2 separate regions of the Homo sapiens genome follow, and region 1 is linked to region 2. The links are chromatin loops, found by intact Hi-C in ENCODE. Cell type or tissue: heart left ventricle. All regions are shown on one strand. Links, peaks and the distances in the headings refer to the core of each region. The heading gives the core; the rest is flanking DNA. Region 1 has its middle 240 kb from the start of CDCA7. Region 2 has its middle 28 kb from the start of LINC01960.

The links. Peaks named below come from ENCODE experiments on the same cell type or tissue, not always from the same donor. Only the 100,000 strongest peaks of a DNase experiment are listed, where the experiment ranks them.
Region 1: a loop joins it to region 2, with 3 times the contacts of the local background. A loop is called at or near these places in 16 of 110 quality-filtered maps.

What each region holds. Positions count from the first base shown.
Region 1 is chr2:173,588,794-173,591,709 of GRCh38, forward strand. No RefSeq gene overlaps it. Among named protein-coding and RNA genes, the nearest start is that of CDCA7, 240 kb to the left of the region's middle. In heart left ventricle, for the core only: no CTCF peak of the experiment used is centred there; a DNase peak (open chromatin) is centred at 1,688; H3K4me3 peaks cover 395 bases; H3K27ac peaks cover 913 bases.
Region 2 is chr2:174,052,090-174,055,005 of GRCh38, forward strand. No RefSeq gene overlaps it. Among named protein-coding and RNA genes, the nearest start is that of LINC01960, 28 kb to the left of the region's middle. RefSeq lists an enhancer at 1-600. In heart left ventricle, for the core only: no CTCF peak of the experiment used is centred there; a DNase peak (open chromatin) is centred at 1,242; H3K4me3 peaks cover 417 bases; H3K27ac peaks cover 556 bases.

The sequences.
Region 1 (2,916 bases), core at 272-2,771, 460 kb before region 2:
CGGGCACCCAGAGCCCTGTCTCGTGCATTCTGTGCTATCCCATTTTTATTTTTCATTTGTGTAACTGACCTTTCCTGAGCAGCTTACTGCCGTGGTCTAGTTATGAGAAGATGTGTCACAGAAGTTAAAGATTGCTTGATTCACAAAAACCTGCGTGTTTTGCCTTCTTTTCTGGTATAGTTAATGACTGACAGAACAGAAAACTTTATATAATGAGGCAGCATTACTGCTTAGGAAATGTCCATCTCTTTCTGACTCATTGTGTAACGTTTTCCTGACATTTAAAAATGTCATTTCCTGTGCTCCCCTATCTTCTTCAGCTGTGCGTCAGCCCACCCTGCCTGTCCTCATCATGTCTGCTAATGGGTCCATGCGCCTCTGCTCCATGGACCGCATTGCTGCCCCATGTCAAGCATACATTTTTACACACTATGAGGCCTGTCGGTCATGCTCTTCAATATCATGGGTCTCTCTGCAATCCTTTAGCAGTCTGGACCAGCCGCTGGCTTTTGCCCCACCTCCCGCTGTAAGGTGAGCACTCCGGACAGAGGACATATTCCTGGCTCAGCTACCTAGCAGAACTTTTAACCCTTCAAACCAGCATGACTTCAACTTTGTCGCATTCTGCATTTTCAAAACTGGTTTCAGATCAGTGCCAGTGCCCCTAACAGCCAAAATAAACATTTCATTTCTGACGTTCCTGTATTATTCTCCTCCAACGTATAGTCATTAGCATTGCTTGGTTATGTTCCATGTTCAAAGCACTGTGTGTGTGTGATCAAAACAAGTTTCAACACACGTAACATAGTATGGTCTCTGCAGTTAAGTGTCAATCCAAAGTTTCCTTGGAAAAATACCCAACTTTGAAGGATCTGTGTTAAACAGTTGACTTTGCTGTTAGAGTATCTGAGTTCAGATTGTGGCTCCACCACTGACTAGTTCTGTGGCTTTTGCCAAATTTCTTAGGTGCCTTCTCTGCCAGCCAGGTGCAATGAGTACCTACCTGCAGGCTATCAGGAGGATTACATGAGCTAATCATGCAAAGCTCTTAGAGTAACATTTGTCACTGAGTAAACACTCAGTGATGCGGGTTATTACCAGACAGTATTTTTCTATTTACCTCATGAAATGTTGATTTCTGCATCAGAGGAGTGGCCTATACAAGCTTATGTAGAAAAAAATATTTTTTCATCAGGGAAACAGTCTTGAAAAATGCACATTGTCTGTTGGTTTCGTTGGTGAGCCTGTTGCTTGCTTGGAGCTGCCCTGTATTCACGGCCCTGAAGGCTGACTTCCAGCTCACCCTGCATCTGAATGAACAGGACAGCTGTCCAGAAGTAAAGTCTGTATCAGATTCCCCTGCCAATATAGTTTTTCAAAACATAGGACAGTGGTTTTTAAAATACATGGCAAGTTTTGCTTCTCACTCTGGGCAGGGTTTCTTCTTTAAACTGAGCATTTCTCTATCAACAGCATGCTTTGCAGCTGCCATTTTTGACTCCCTATGGATCCACATCCCATCCAGGCATAAAACCAGTGGCCAATTTCTGGCCTGGAAGGGCTGTTCTAGTGGGTGAGGGAACTGTTCTTTTAAGGGCGGCTGCCACTTGAGAGTGCAAGTTCATTGTTGGCAGCCCCAGCTGTCCTTCATTAGGGTAATGACTGCAGACTGAGGGGAAGGCTCCCTGCCAAAGGTGACTCAGTGGAGAGTCAGATGCCGCTCTCGGAGAATGCAGCTTCACAAAGGGCTGCTTAACCTGGACCCTGGCTTTCACAAGCCCAGGAGGGGAATTTTAGTTTCAAGTACTGTGATTGTTTTCACAGGCCCATAAAAGGGATCTTTGTCAGAGCCTAATCATTATCATAACATTTGAGTGGCCACATAATTCCATTCCGTTCTACAAATAACCAATGGTGTCAATTATGTACAGGACACGGAGCTGGGTCTTTAGGGAATTCCGAGAAACAAGACATGGTTCAAGCCCTCTAGTAGCTTACAATTTAGTAAGGAAGCTAAGACAAGTATAATCACCAATTATCCAAACAAGTGTTCATTGGTTTTCTCTTACGTGCCTGGAAATAGGCCAGAAAAGGAAAAGCAGGTGCATAAAGCCAAGTCTCTGCCCTGGAAGAATGAAAGTAAAATAGGTACCATGGTGATTTCTTTTATCATTTAAGACTTTTTATTTTGAAATAATTTTAAACTTAGAGAAAAAAGTAGAAGAGTACTCTTTGTATATCTTTTACACTGATTTCCAGTTGTTAAGATTTTACCACAGTTGCTTTATCATTATTTTCCTGTAAACTATATATATATATTCTTTCCCATCTGAATCAACTGAGAGTAAGCTGAACACTTCTAAACATTTCACTGTGTATTTCCTAAAAGACAAGGACACTCTCCCACCTAATCACAGAACAACCATCAAAATCAGTAAATTAACATTATAAACACTACTCTGTAATCCAGGACCCCACTTAAATTTTACTAAATATTCCAATAATGTCTTCAAAGTGGGAAAAAATTCCCTTTTTAAGTCATTATCCAATCCAGGATAACATATTACATTTTGTTGTCATCTTTTTGGACACTTCTTCAGTCTTTTCTTGTCTTTTGTGACCTTGATATTATTGAAGCATATTCAACAGTTATTTTGTAGAGTGTCCCTCAATTTGAGTTTGTCTGATGCTTTCTCATGATTAGATTCAGGTTGTGTGTGTTTGACAGGAATACATATGGTAGTGTTGTATCCTTCTCAGTCTATCATGGTAGAAAGGACATGATACCAGTAAAGTCCCATCCCTGGTTATGTTAACTCTGATCACTTGGGGAAGGTGGTGTTTGCCAGCATTCTCTACTGTAGAGTTATTATTTTTTTCTTTTGTAATTCATCAGTATTTTGTGAGGAGCTACCT
Region 2 (2,916 bases), core at 102-2,601:
GATGAACAAAGAAGGAATGGACACATTTTTGTCTTTAGAATTTCTAACACAAGGACATACCATAACTAGCGCAGAGTGAAAAACATTATCCAGATAACACTCTTCTAACCAGACGTTCAGAGACTGAACTTTGAAAACAAAGGGAAGGAAAGAAAACAGCTCTTTGCACTGCACTGCACTGTATGTCTGCACTTGGAGTAAAATAATGTGGTAGTGATATTCAGCTCTCATGGTCTTCCCTTGAGATGGGAAGCTGGAAAAGGAGCGGTTGACATTCATGATAAAGCTAAAACATCTTAACGGGCACTGAATAAGTTTGATGTTATAAATGCCATTTATAAGCGAATCTGAGGCAAGATCCTAAACAACAGAGAACAGCTGCGGCACATGAGCACTTACTGACAGGCTCCAGGCCACACAGGCTCTGGATTTGACGACTGCCACACTTCAGCACTGGCGCAGGAGCTGCTTATGGAAAAGCTGCATAGATGGCCCAATAACCACCCAAGACAGAAAGCCTATATTTCGATGATTTGCAAAAGGATGAAATGACATTGTCATTCAGTTTATTAGATTACTGCTTCTTATCTCCTTTCTCCTCTTTTAAATTTGGCACTAGGAGGATAACATATTCACTAATGATTGTGGTTTTTAAAGGTAAAAATGTTTAATTATGAGATAAGAGGAAATTATTTGCTGGAGAGCACGGAGCAGCCCGTGTGAGTACAGGAATGGCACCCTTAGGCACTGCTGTTTAATTTACAAGCTATTTATCTCCTCACCTACACCCAGCAGAAACAATTAGCACTTGGTAATTTGTTGATCTTATCTAAGTCATAGGATCTGTTATCATAGTTGCCACCACTGTAAAGGCTACACTATGTGAAATGAACAATTTAGAAATGGCTGGCTATTCGGTCATGCTCATTTAACTTGTTTTGAATTTATTTTAGACTGGTGAAGTCTTCACATTTTGGTCTCACTTCTAAATCAATGCATTAATTTTGGGAGGGATTTTAAGACGTTTTCAGAGACTTGTATTTAATACTATCACAGTGGGGACCAGACTCCTTTTCCAAGGAGCCACCCAGACCCCTTTTCCAAGGAGCCACCCAGACCCTCAGAAAGCAGTACCTGTGGAAACACAAGTGAACGGGATGAAGAATGATGCGATCTTGTATGAAAGTTTTCAAACAGCCGCCAAGAACAGCAACTCCTCTCCCATCGGCCCTCGGCCCCCCGGGACTCAGTGACTCCAGGTCAGCTGGGATTCCCAGGCTCTACCCTCCCTCCCCTTTAGTACCTAATCCCTTGAAGGGCTGAGATGAAAGTATTTCCAGACTGTCTTACTGTCTGTCACAGATTGTGAGCCCAGAGGTCACTCTGGCACCTCCTTGGCACCCGCTGGTTTTGCAAGAGACCATGGGAAGCACTTGCAGAGTTTCCCTGAACTGTGCTCCACAAAACTGTTCCAAAGTCAAATCAGTGTGGTGGAGGGAAAGGGGGTTTTAGATAGGAACTTTTTCTCGTCCCTCCCAATTCCATACCGTTCCTCCCCCATTGAAGCAGGCGGGGCACAGTGCTCATTACCTTCTGGAGGCTGCTGATCGGACGGAAACAAAGCCAAAGTCCTTGGGAGAATTCAGCTGACTCTCAAGCAAAGGCTGGATGAAGGGAGAGAGACTTACTCCAGCCTGGAAAGGGTTTTTGAGGAGAGAAGAAAAGGGGAAGGGAGACAGGAAGAAAAGGAGAAAAGGGAAGGGGAGGAGGAATGCGGTAGGGAAACAGGAGTCTGGAAGAGAAGTAGGGGGCGGGGAAGGAAGAGGGGAGAGGGAGGAAGCCAGGGTTTGTGGCTCAGGAGAGCCCCAGGCCCAGCCTGCAAGCAGAGCACCAGGGAGGTGGCAGAGACAAAGTGGTCAGGAAGTGCACCTAGACTGGGCTTGCAAACGCAAATGCTTTCAGGAGTCAGGCAGAACGGGTGAAACAGGCCTGAGAGGCAGTGGGAAATAGGAGAGGCTGAATCACAGGGAGGGAAGCATGCACCCCCACCCAGAGGATGAGGATCCCTTTCCCTCGAGCATCTCCCAGAAACTGAGCTCAGTCCTCAGACCTGGCAGATCCTGTGAACAGGGATTCTGGGCGTCTGAGCAGTGCCTGAGTGGATCAACAAGTGAGAACCAGGTGGTGGTGGTGGTTTTTTTCCCTCATCAATCTGGAAGAAAAGGGAGTCAAAATCAGAAATTAAATAGCTTCTTAGACACTTGGGTCTGTGCACCAAAATTTATACCAACGTCCTATGTTTGGGAAATGTTTATTTCACAAAGTTAAACAAATTTCCTTATTGTGGGACTTCTCAGAAATTTTAACATGACAAGATACTACATTCAGGATCTCAGGAAAAGGGATTCAAAAGATCACTAGTGCACTGGTAAATTATTAATAACCAACTTAAGGTTTAAATCAGGGATTTCAAAAATCCTAATTTGACTGCGTGCAGCAGCTCATGCCCATAGTCCCAGTGCCTTGGGAGGTCGAAGTACGAGGATGGCATGAGGCCAGAAGTTTGAGACCAGCCTGGTTAACATAGTGAGACAGCCATCTCTAGAAAAAGTAGGTTAGTCAGGCACAGTGGCCTGTACTTGTAGTCTCAGCTACTCAGGAGGCTGAGGTGGGAGGATTGCTTGAGCCCAGGAGTTTCAGGCTGCAGTGATCTATTAATATGATAGTGCCACTGCACTCTAGCCGTGTGACAGAGCGAGACCCTGTGTCTAAAAATAACAACAACTCTGATTTGTAGCACTGCCAGTTTTCATGGTGTAAATACTGTGATGGGCCATCCTAGCGCCAGAGCTTTCCTTGGGATTGGCTGAGGCCTTTGCTGCTCCACAATTCCCTGATCCCAATACTAGTTCCTTC